Linked DNA regions of Mus musculus: region 2 is linked to region 1. The links are chromatin contacts, found by Hi-C or POLR2A ChIA-PET in ENCODE. All regions are on one chromosome and are shown on one strand. Each heading gives the region's core, a stretch centred on a gene start or an enhancer-like site at or near the end of the contact. The rest is flanking DNA. Distances are from core to core; before and after follow the strand shown. Region 1 holds the start of Mapk1ip1l (mitogen-activated protein kinase 1 interacting protein 1-like). Region 2 holds the start of Lgals3 (lectin, galactose binding, soluble 3).

Region 1 (5,219 bases), core at 1,542-4,041:
CACCAGCTGAAGTTCAAGAATCTAAAGACACAGGCAGTGAGACCATATGGATAAATAAATTCAGAGAAATCAAGGAAAATCAGGACTTCTATGATTTTTGTATGGGTGAGTGTGACAGTGTTAATTCTGAGATTTACCAGAGAAAAACCAATTCCACCATTTTGGGCCAAATTTGAAGGAAGCTTTATTAGATATTAAATACTGACCAAGAGATGGACTTTGGCCAGGACCACTAACTGGCACCTCCAGCTGGGTGGCCTGGAAACACATGTTGGAGGGGCTTTTCTGGACAAAACTCACTGGCCCCCATACTTTCCCACAAGATTTTATTGTTTTCCAAGAACTACAACTCTTAGCATTCTGGAAGTTACCTGGTTCTTGGAAGGGTGAGGCTTACAGGTTAATTTTGGGCATTACATTAGTATATATTATATTGAAAGCAGATTCTGGATCAGTACTGGGTAATTTATCAGATTATATTCCATTTTATAACTGGGTAAGTAAAAAAGCTTGGAATGTTTTGAACATCATAGTAGGAGCTCTTATAATGTATTCCTATTAATTGGAACCCAAGCTTTAGAGTAATTAGTGGCATGGCATAGACATTCCTGAGAAGTGGTATCTCTGCAGTCTGGAATAAAAGCTAGAGTATTAGGTTAAAGACAGGCTCCGGGGTAAGAACAGTTTGTATAAAACCAGAGGAAGACCAGTCTGGGGGAAAGCAGATGCAGTTCAAATTGGCTGGAATACCAGAAAGCAGTAAGACGTTTTAGCAGAGGGTTTTGGACAAGAGTGCTAAATAGCTTTACAGCTTACTTGACTGAGTCAACCTCAGTTTCTTCATGAAGTTAGAATGGGCTGTCATGCTATACAGGAACTAAACAGGACTTCATCTGACCCAGTGACTAAAACTGGAAAATAGCAACAAATGTCCAATTCTCTCTTCCTGCCATTCTTAACATTTTAAAAACTATACACGGGGTTGTTCACTTCCATGGAGGTTCCCCAGAAGGCTAGAAGTGCTTAATGTCCTGGAGTTATACGTGGCTGTGAATGCTGGGACAGAACTCCAGTCCCCTGCGAGAATAGTGCATGTGTTCAACCTGAGCCATCTCTCTCCACACTGCAGCCCCATCTTCTCCTTCTCACTTAAACACAGAACAAAAAAGCCACCAGAGTAGACTGCCTGCCTGGCCTATGGTCAAATCCAGTTCTCTGAGTCCCATACATGGCAGTAAATGGGTATTTTCCAGAGATTTGCTGAGGCTTATTATACTAATCTGTAAATAAATCTCTTAAGTCACTGCCTGGCACTGAGCAAAAAACTCAACAAATGTTAGCTTTTACAACCGATACAATATGGCCACAAACCTTTGTCTATTTTCAAAGCAGAGAGCAACTAAAAAAAAAAAAGCAATTTCCTAAGTACTGCACAAACTTATTTGGTGGCAAAAGCTGACCCGACATTATTTATCCATTTCATTTTCCACCCACTCCCCGCTATAGTCTGAATAGTTACAACTGCTGAATTTTTTTCTTTCCTTCCCTAAAGTTTTGGGACTTGAATTTAGGACCTTGTAGCAAGCCGGGCTAGCACTTATCTACAGGCTCACCCTGTGCAAATATTACTAATTAACAGTCCCCGAGTCTAGGGCTCCTCTATAGTTAACAGTCACAGAATCTCAAGATTGCTGAATTCCTAAGGTTCCTGAGCCCAACGCTCAACCTCTGTAGGGAGAATGAAGATGACACCGATTCCTTCTGTAATCAAAAAGAACATTCCAACCTCGGCAGCTGCAGGAAAAAGTTTTTGAAGGGAAGTGTTCTAGAGAGTGGCTCCAATACTCCACGACTAAAAACTGCCCTCCTCCCCACCCAAGGAGCGCCACTAACAAAGACTTCCGAGGGCGACTCCAGCTTCTGAGGGTTTGGCCTCCAAACAGGCCTTTCGCACATGGGGGAGGGGGCAACACGTGTGTGTTTCTGTAGTAGGCTGTTACACATCTACGGTGGGGTCTGGTTTAGATACTTCAACTTTAGGATTCGTGAAAACATTACTTTCAGTTTTCATGGCAGGGAGGAAAAAAAATGGTTCAAGCGTTCTAGCTAGCTCAAAGGAGAACGTCACTCACTCAGCCCATGGCACCTTCTGTCCCCCGTAGTCATTTAAAGAATGGGTAATTACGATCAGCGAGAAGCTTGTCACACAGAATTATCAGGCGCCAGACCTTGCTGTAAGGATTCGGGTCTCCTCCACTGTCGTTTTTATTAGAAATTAGTGGCTGGGATACCGGTGGAGGGGCAAGGGGACGGGGGGGGGGTGTGGGGGACAAACAAGCTGCCCTTTAGGGTTAAGGGAACAAAGGGAATCCGGGATCAACCGGAGCGAACCAGCCCCCAGCCGGTCACGCAGGCGGATGTGGGGGAGGGTCGCCCGCTCCCGCCTAACCCCTCACCCCCCGCCCGCCCCCGCCCAAGCCTGGCATGACGTGGGCGCCCCGGAACCCGACGGGCGCGACATTAGATCCCTCGGTCGCCTGGTTCCCGGGGGACCCTCCCCATCGAAAGCTCTAGAGCCGCCAGGCCCCCCGGGACCCCGCGTCTTCGCATCGTCTCCCGCCAGCCTCGCGCCCCGCCGCAGGCGCCCAAGCGGACTCACCCGGCAGGATCCGAGTCCTAGGCGCGGCACAGTGGCGGCGGTGAGTCCAGAGAGACGGGCAATGGAGACCCGCTGAAGGCCTGATGGACCGAGACGACAGCGACACGGCTCCTCCTGGCACCGGAAAAGGAAGCGGGGAGGCCGACCTGGCCGCCCGTTATTTCCGCCCGCCCCGCCCAGCTTGCACTGCGCCTCCAGCCGGCCGCCCACGAAACTGCAGGCAGGGCCGCGTGGCTCCGGGAGCCTGGGCTGTTTCCCTCTGGGTGGAGCGCGGGAAGGTTTCCCTGCTTCCTGAGTCCAAAAGACCCAAAGGAAACCCCCTGGCCGGTGATGCTCACCGCAACCCAGGGACTGAAAGCGGAGTTTGGATTCTCTGTGTTTAGAGGTTTTTGTAGACAGGCTCCAAGCTGGCTGTCAGTAGTCCTGTTAAAATCGAGGGTAAAGAGATGAGGGAAAAGGGAAGTCTTTCTAAAGGTCTTGCGAATGAAAACTTTTAAAAGCATATGTCTGCAGAGACTGAGTTGTATAAGTTGGAATTTCAGTACTGTGGAAAGATTGGAATGTTGCAGGTCCAGGGGCTAATTACCTTATCTTGGGCTAGTGCTAGCCCTCCAGAATAGCCACCTCTGTGTCAAAACTAATATCTTGTGGCAATAAGATTAAAAACCTTTTAGGTCTATTAACAGGCAACTAGCCTCTGCCAATCCAAAAGCTAAGAATGTCATCGGATAATGTCTTAGATGTATAGAAAAGCTTCCTCTATCTTGATGTACCCTCCAATGTATCCATCCACCAGTGTGTTTTAAACTTTGCCTTGATTTATAGCGTTCTCTGTTCTGTAAAACTAAAAACCTCGTGATACTGGTTCCATGTTGGGACATGGAATTTGAGGTAACCTAAATTTGTGTTTTGGTGCCATCATCATTCAAAAATGGGTCCAGAATAAGCTATCTCTGATTCCCTTTAAGTTTTAAATTAAGAATAGTGGCCTCAACCTGTGGTTTATGAACCCTTTGGGCGTCGACTCTTTCATAGGGGTCGAATATCAGATATTTACATTATTTATAACAGTAGCAAAAATACAGTTATGAAGTAGCCATGAACTAATTTTCTGGTTGGGGGTTACCACAACATGAGGAATGGTATTAAAGAGTCACAGTATTAGGAAGGTTGATAAGCCACTGCTGTAAGATGAGAGGTGTTGGGTTTTTGAGACTGGCCTCTGTTTCTGGGAGACTCAAAACTGACATACCAGAAAGCAAAATCTAAATCTACATACAGATTTTCAGCCGGTCGTGGTGGCGCACACCTTTAATCCCAGCACTTGAGAGGCAGAGGCAGACAGATTTCTGAGTTTGAGGCCAGCTTGGTCTACAAAGTGAGTTCCAGGACAGCCAGGGATACACAGAGAAACCCTGTCTCGAAAACAAACAAAACAAAAAAATTTTTTTCATTTTTTTTTTTCCTTCCCAGACTTCTGATGTATGTCAGGTCCCAAAGAAACCCTAGACAAGTAAGTGGCCTCCCCAGCACTTCTCACCCCACCCGCTACAGTAAACCTATCTAACCTCTAACCTCTATGACTTCATTTCCACTGAGTGTTCTCCTAATCTGGTTTCTCTTGTCAGGTCTCTTTATCTCCAACCCCCCCACCCTACCCCACCCCACCCCACCCCACCCTTATTCCCCACCCGCCACGACCCTGTTCAGTCTGACTCTTCCAGTTGCCACTGGCTGTTCTCTCCCTCATATCTACAGTAAAACCTCTCTTCTCAACCATACCAAAAAGTGGTCATGTCCTCACTTTCATTCCAAGGTAGGAAAGCTTAAAAAACCAAACCACTGGCTGGAATCACGTCTCAGCAGGTTAAAGTGCCTGCTGTACAAGTTTGACAATCGGAGTTTGACCCTTAGAATGAAGGTAAAAGATAAGTAACTCCACACTTTGTCCTTTGACCTCACACCTGCTAATTCCCATCCTCCCCCACCCTCCAGCTCCCAATACTAAGAATGAAAAACACAACCACAAGGCTGGGGCCAAGGTTTTGGATTAGCAGGTAAAGGTCCTTGCCAAAAACTCCTCACTCCCTGAGTTTGCTCACTGAAAACCATGTGAAAACCTAGGCACTGTGGCTAGCAGCTGGAACTTCAGCATGCCTACAGCTGGAGGCTGAGAGGCTAAGCCTCAAAGTCAAGCCACAAGACAATTAGCCCTCAAAAAGTTGTCCTTTGGCTTTCGAAAGTGTATCATGGTATGCTCCTGAATTTAACACATGCACACAAATCTTTAAAAACGACAAAGCTTTTGGATTTAATATATTAAGCGAAAATTTATTTAGATCAAAAATTTTAAACCTACAGAAATATTTGTCAAGATTAGAAAGTGAAAAGAAACAGTATGGGTTACACACCATGATTGACAACATAGCTTTGTGAAATCATTAAACTCTGATATTCAAGTGTATATATTTCATACTCGGCTCATACAAATGTATCCAATTCTAGCAAAGCCAGCATAATTTAAATAAACTTTCTTGAGTTTTACATCATGACTCCTAAG
Region 2 (6,027 bases), core at 1,562-4,061, 76 kb before region 1:
AATAAATTGTGGTTTTCCAAAAAAAAGTATTCATTGTTTTTAGCTGTTGTTTTTTTATTGTATTTACTTATTAAACATAGATTTTTTTTTAATTGAGGTGTGTGTACTGTGAATGTTTATGTGTCTATTGCAGTGAAGATTTAGTCTTTGGCTATTGAGAGAGCTAGGCAAATAGGCATCTGAATCATAAATAAGACTCACCTAGGACACTTGAGCTCACTGGCAGGAAGTAAGAAGTTCGCTTATATATTTTAAGACAGGTCTTATTCTTTGGCCCAGTTTGGCTTAGAATTCTAAATGTAGCCTATGCTGGCCTTGTACCTGAGGTACTCTGGGTTCTGCCTCCTGAATGTTGGAATGACAGGCACTTACGCCCACACCCACCTAAGGAACAGTTCTTTGGAAAGCATCTGAGCATATTCAGGATGCAGAGGCAGGAGGGTGTCATAGACCCAGGCCTGCCTGATGTATGGAGTTCCAGCCAGGGCTGCCTGTGAGACCCCATCTCGAAAAATGATGAACAAATGCTTTTGATCCAGTGAACTATCTCATTGATTGAGAACCCTTGAATAGACTCATTCTACGGAAAAATGATCAATTTTTCCAGTCAACCCTCAAGCAATTCTCTACCTCTTCTGCTTTGTGTACAATTTAGTGAGCCATCCATTAAATACTTCTTAGCTTAAGCCTGAAAGACCTCATCCATGTCCTCCCCAGAAGATGGAGTAAGTGCAGATTTTAAACCAAACTCCTAAACATTCTGAATTTAGGAGGCTAGTCTCCATCACAGATAACTATGACTATCTCAGGGGAAAAGGCTAGGGTAAAGATGGCTGGTCCACATCTGTAATCCCAGTCCTCGGGAAACCATGGGAGAAAGAGTAGCATAGGTTCAAGGCCAGCCTGAACTCTGTACTGAGTATGAGGCCAACCAAGGTTATATTGTAAGACCCTATCTCAAGAAACAAGCAAAACAAAGCAAAAATGATCAGTGACCAAGAAGGAGACAATTACTAGGTGTGGTTGTACTGGCCTGGAAAATCACAAGTTCTAAACCAGCCCTGTCTGAACAAAAAAACTAGCATTCTTTCAGATGGGCACTGCCTCCCCCCCCCACCACCACCAAAGACTGTTGTTGCAGACAAGCAAGGCTTTTGTTATTAAACTTCAAGTTTTATGGAAACAGTTGGGGGTGGTAGTTTACACTGTTAGCCCCTGCACTTGGGAGACTGAGACAGGATTGAATATTGAAAGCCAGCCTGGGCTACATAGTAAGTTCCAGTCCTGCCTAGGCTGCAGTGGCAGCCTGTCTCCCTGGGATGGTTTGTATATGCTCGGCCAGGGAGTGGCACTAACTGAAGGTGTGGCCCTGTTGGAGTAGGTGTGTCACTGTGGGTGTGGGCTTTAAGACCCTCATCCTAGCTGCCTGGAAGCCAGTCTTCCACTAGCAGCCTTCAGATGAAGATGTAGAACTCTCAGCTCCTCCTGCACCATGCCTGCCTGGACGCTGCTATGCTCTTGCCTTGAGGATTATTGACTGAAGCTCTGAACCTGTGAGCCACCCCCACCACAATTAAATGTTGACCTTTATAAGAGCTGCCTTGGTCATGGTGTCTGTTCACAGCAATAAAACCCTAACTAAGATACTTCCCCTGCCCCCAAAGGTAAATAAATAAAAATACGGAACTATAAACTTGAAGCAAACATCTTGGAATTTCAGAAAGTGATAGTTTTTACACACTGGTTTCTGTTCTTTTCCTCAGAATTAGCCGGGTCACTAAGTCCAAATGTTCTCATTATCCAGAAACCCTACTCCCCGGGGGTCGCTTTATAAATATTCCAATTTCTTCAAATAGGAATCACTTGCTTCCCTGCTAGGGTTAGCCGGAATCCTAAGCCTCAGTCTCAACTCCCCCTCCCCACCCATTCCCGTCCCATCCTCGATTCCCTGCAATAGTGCTTGAGTAACATAATTCAGCATAAATGCAACCTTTGAAAGCCTCTCGCTAAGGGTCTGCACTCTGAGACCAACACGGCCACACCCAAGACTTCCTCCACCCAGATCTAGAGGTTATTGCACAAATAACCACACTGGTCACGAATGAGTCACTTGGCTTACAAAAAAATGTTAGAGGTTACAGTAGTTCTTCATCCCGACACATGCGCACTAGGGCTTGGGCAGCACTGTCCTGTGCGGTCAAGCACGCAGCGGGTGGCTATAGCCCCTACCTCCGCTGAACCTGGTGGAACTCACTGGCACCACACAGCAAGATCTCTAGTGGAAGGCTTCCACGTGCACCAAAGGAGCCTGCTGGAATTCCTCCAGGAGTCAGGAATCCTGGGCGATGTCTTTTGAGTCTCCAAACTCCCACCCCCACCCCCAACGTGCCAGAAGAGGCACCTGATCCCTATGGCCAAGCTAGGGGCCAGCTACAAGGTGGATCTCCGTAGGTTGTGGCTCACTCTAACGCAGGGCTTCGAAGGAGTGCCCAGGGCCCGCTGGCATCCCGCCATCCCAAAGAGACTTAGTATGTAGGTCGTGAATAACTTTCTCCGAGAGTTACCCGCAGGAGAGCCAAGGCGGTAGACCAGCGCCTGGGACCCTGAAGGTCACCTCCGTCCATCTCCCGGGAGCCCAGCCCTTTCTTGGTGCACTGAGCAGCACCGGTCCCCGCGCCCCGCGCCGCTCACCTGGGTAGTGCTCTCTGTGCCGCTCACCTGATTAGTGCTCCACCCGCCGCTCCGCTAGCTGTCAGAGCTGGGCGGTGGCTCGGCCGCTTCTAGTACTCTTTTCCCCGGGCCCGCCCTCCCAGGGCGGGGCAGCATCCCTCGCCCTGCAGGCGCCTGGCTGGACCGCGCCCCACGGACCACGGAGCTTCCCCACAGTGGACTGGGACACGCCCGCCAGCCTGTGCCCCTCACCTGTGCCCCGCAGTGGGCCCTAGCCGACCGCACCCAGACTCTCAGACTCACCCAATTCCCTTGTCTGAAGCTGCCTGTCAGGGTCTCATCCTGCCCCTAATTCCTTCACCTGAAGCCTTCCGCAGAAATGGCAGTGACTTTGAGTGTGAGGGAAGGGAGGAGCAGGTGTCCCTGACAAATCTGAGATGTAAGAGGTGCCCCTGTTTGCATTCACTCCTGCTCTGGATTTTGCTGGGCTGGGTAAACCCAATGTGGTACATAGTAGGTTCTCGGTAGGTATTTGTTGGTTGATTGATTGATGAGTGAATGAATGAATGTGGACGAATGAATTAATGAATGAAGTAGTATGAATGTGTGAATTGATTCCTAGGAAGATGTTTTCTCAAAGATTGGAGGAGAGTTACAGCACGGGCAAGGGGCAGTTAAATCAAGAGGACAGGGTGTAGCTCTGTCTATATGAAAATAGTTACAAGGAACAGCCGCTTTTGCAAGAGGCTGATAACCAGTTTGGAACCATTTATATAGATTAAAAACTTGAGTGATGTGGTTAAGGATATTCAAGATAATTTTTCCCCAGCTTCAGATACATCAGCTAATATCTACCAAACACTTATGCACCCCACTCTATGCCTAGGGCTTTACATACATTTATGGAGTTGGCATTATTTTAATCCTATTAGGTCCAAAGCAGCCCCCCAGAATGCCAGTGCTGGTCCTAAACAGAGGGACTCTGGCTGCACAAACAGAAGCTTATAGGTGGTTTCTGTTGACCAGGGATCTCCCTTAGTCTGCCCCCAATGTCAACTACCTCAGGCAAGGGCACCTGCTTCCCGGTCAATCCCAACAGCCTGTAACAGCTCAAAGCCCCCCATTCTGCTGACTTCTCCCCACACCCGGGGCAGGGGAATGTTTATTGCCTTGGTGGTTTGAGCCCCAATAAACTTATCTTTCTACTCATTCAGTGATGTCGCTGTGCCCTTGCTTACAAATCCCATTTTAGACATGAGAAAATATGGGTATAGAGAGTCAAGCATAATCCCGTAAGGGTGCTTGCTACAAAGCCCGACGCCTAACTTTGATCCCTGTAACTCAAGAGGAAAGAAGAGAACCAACTCTTGAATGTTGTCATTTAAGCCACATACACATGCTCACATGCATATGTGCAAATATAAATGCATTTTAAAATATTAAAACATCGCTTCTCGGCCTTTTGGCTAAGATCAAGTGTAAAATATTAAAACATGTAAATAAAATTTTAGAAATAAATATATGTATTTTTTTAAAAAATCACTGTAGGTAGTAGGTGTGGTGGCTCATGTCTTTAATCTCTTGGGATCTGCATGCTCTTGGGATGCAAAAACAGGCAGATCCCTTCAAGTTTAAGGCCAGCCTGGTCTGTATGGCGATTTGAGGCCACCAGGGATGTACAGTCAGGCCTTGTTTCAAAAACAAAAATGAAAAACCCCAAACAATCACTGTGACCATTGGCTTATGTAAGCCACGGAGCACTCCAGCTGTCACTTGTCACCTGGCTCTCCAGATTTCCTGTAGTCTCTAAAGTAATCAATTATTAGTGTGTTAATAAAGAGTCCCGGCCAGTTTTGCACAACCAGAGGGAAATGTGCACGCAAACTCTCATTCCAGGGGCACTCAGGAGGCCTGCTCTAGTCTCTAGGATAGACTTACAAGCTCGGCAGAGCCTGTGGCTGGTGATGCACTCATTGCTGCCCCTCCAAGCTTACACACACGGAAGTCACTGTGTGGCTGGAGAAGAATTCGCAGGCCATGAACTCTCCTCTACACAGGTAGCCTGGCAACAAGCTTGTTTGAATGAGTCATCTGTAGATGATTAGCATGTGGGCATGAAATAGGATGGGCAGAGAGGAATGCCTTTAGTCTCTTAGGAAAACACTTAAAGTCTTAAGACCGTGAGTCATGAGGACGCTCTTTTACAGTTACCTAGAAGTGGACAGCTGAAATGGTTGCCATGGAGATATGGGATGAGTCACATTCTTGCCCTGTGCATAATCTTTGGTCATTTTTAGGGATCGATAATGGTTGTGTCTTTGTTACATAGAAGACTTACTTATGCTGAACTGAATCATGAGGTCGAACTTAGGTCTTCACTGCCCATCGGAGAGAACACTTCTATGCCAATTTCCTGCCAAGTAAAGCTAGTGAAAGGGTATTGGTATATCAAGGAGTGTCTGGAGTTTACAACCTGTATAGGAGCAGTAAATGACTCTTTAGAACCCAGCCCAAAGCCTCTATAAACTCTTTCAAAATAAGTGTACAAGACAGTCTCATAGAATGTCTATATACCAATGACTGTGCTGTTTGAAATAAGGGGCAAGCCTGACCTTGACGGTCAGCAACTGGCCACCTGGTTTCTTCTGATACAGAGATGTTAGGACTCTGACTTAATAAACAACTGAGCAGACAGTCAGGCAAAGGCCCCCCCAGAGCAGCCTCACACTTGACAGAAGCTGGTGGAAGGTATCTGAAGGAAGGAACTTCAGGTAGAGAAAGCCAGGAGAGAGGGAAAAAAATACTAAAGCAGAGAAAGGAAACCTGAGGGGGGAGGGGGCAAATTAATTAGTCACCTTTTAAGTAGGAAAATTAAAATTGGAGCAGAAGGCTAGAAGTGGAATAGGGAGATAATGAACATAGAGCATCCTGTTGAGGGACAGCTTAAAGATGGCTTAGCAGGAAGGTGTCTCCCACCAAGCTTGATGGCCTGAGTTCAAGCCCTGGGGCCACGCAGCAGGAAGAGAAAACCAGCTCCTGCAAGCTGTCCCCTAACCTCCATTCATGCGCCAAGGCAGGCACATGGCTTCCCACGCACCAATAACTGAATGTAATAAAAATTAAAGCATGAAGAAATATGAGGTACAGCCAGAAGGAGAAATTTCCCAGAAACTAGCTAAGCTGTGCCAAATAAGGAGAGATGCCCCACAAAACTTGAAGCCCTAGGGAAATATAAACAGAACCACATTGACAGGGACTCTCATAGAGAGCAGATAGAATGACCTGGAAAGAGGAAAGGAAGAGATCTTCCTGCTTGTCACATTTGATCTACAGAGAGTTTCCCTGTTCTGCCTGTGT

What was found. Hi-C counts contacts between places; a loop is a spot of excess contacts on that map. ChIA-PET counts read pairs that join two places held with the same protein, here RNA polymerase II (POLR2A).
Region 2: POLR2A ChIA-PET joins it to region 1 with 15 read pairs in Patski. The contact joins the promoter of Lgals3 here to the promoter of Mapk1ip1l in region 1. A Hi-C loop is called at or near these places in 1 of 37 maps with a recorded cell type or tissue (heart). POLR2A ChIA-PET finds 5 or more read pairs at or near these places in 2 of 5 experiments (Patski and embryonic stem cell).

What each region holds. Positions count from the first base shown.
Region 1 is chr14:47,295,846-47,301,064 of GRCm38, reverse strand. It overlaps Mapk1ip1l (mitogen-activated protein kinase 1 interacting protein 1-like), which reads right to left and starts at 2,791. Exons shown (of 4, transcript NM_178684.6): 1 at 2,660-2,791. Gm35078 reads right to left here and starts at 4,523. Exons shown (of 2, transcript XM_006519856.4): 1 at 4,442-4,523; 2 at 2,660-3,082. The coding sequence starts at 4,455. The coding sequence ends at 2,677. Socs4 (suppressor of cytokine signaling 4) reads right to left here. Exons shown (of 2, transcript NM_080843.3): 2 at 4,963-5,219.
Region 2 is chr14:47,370,644-47,376,670 of GRCm38, reverse strand. It overlaps Lgals3 (lectin, galactose binding, soluble 3), which reads right to left and starts at 2,811. Exons shown (of 6, transcript NM_010705.3): 1 at 2,719-2,811. It also overlaps the pseudogene Gm52166.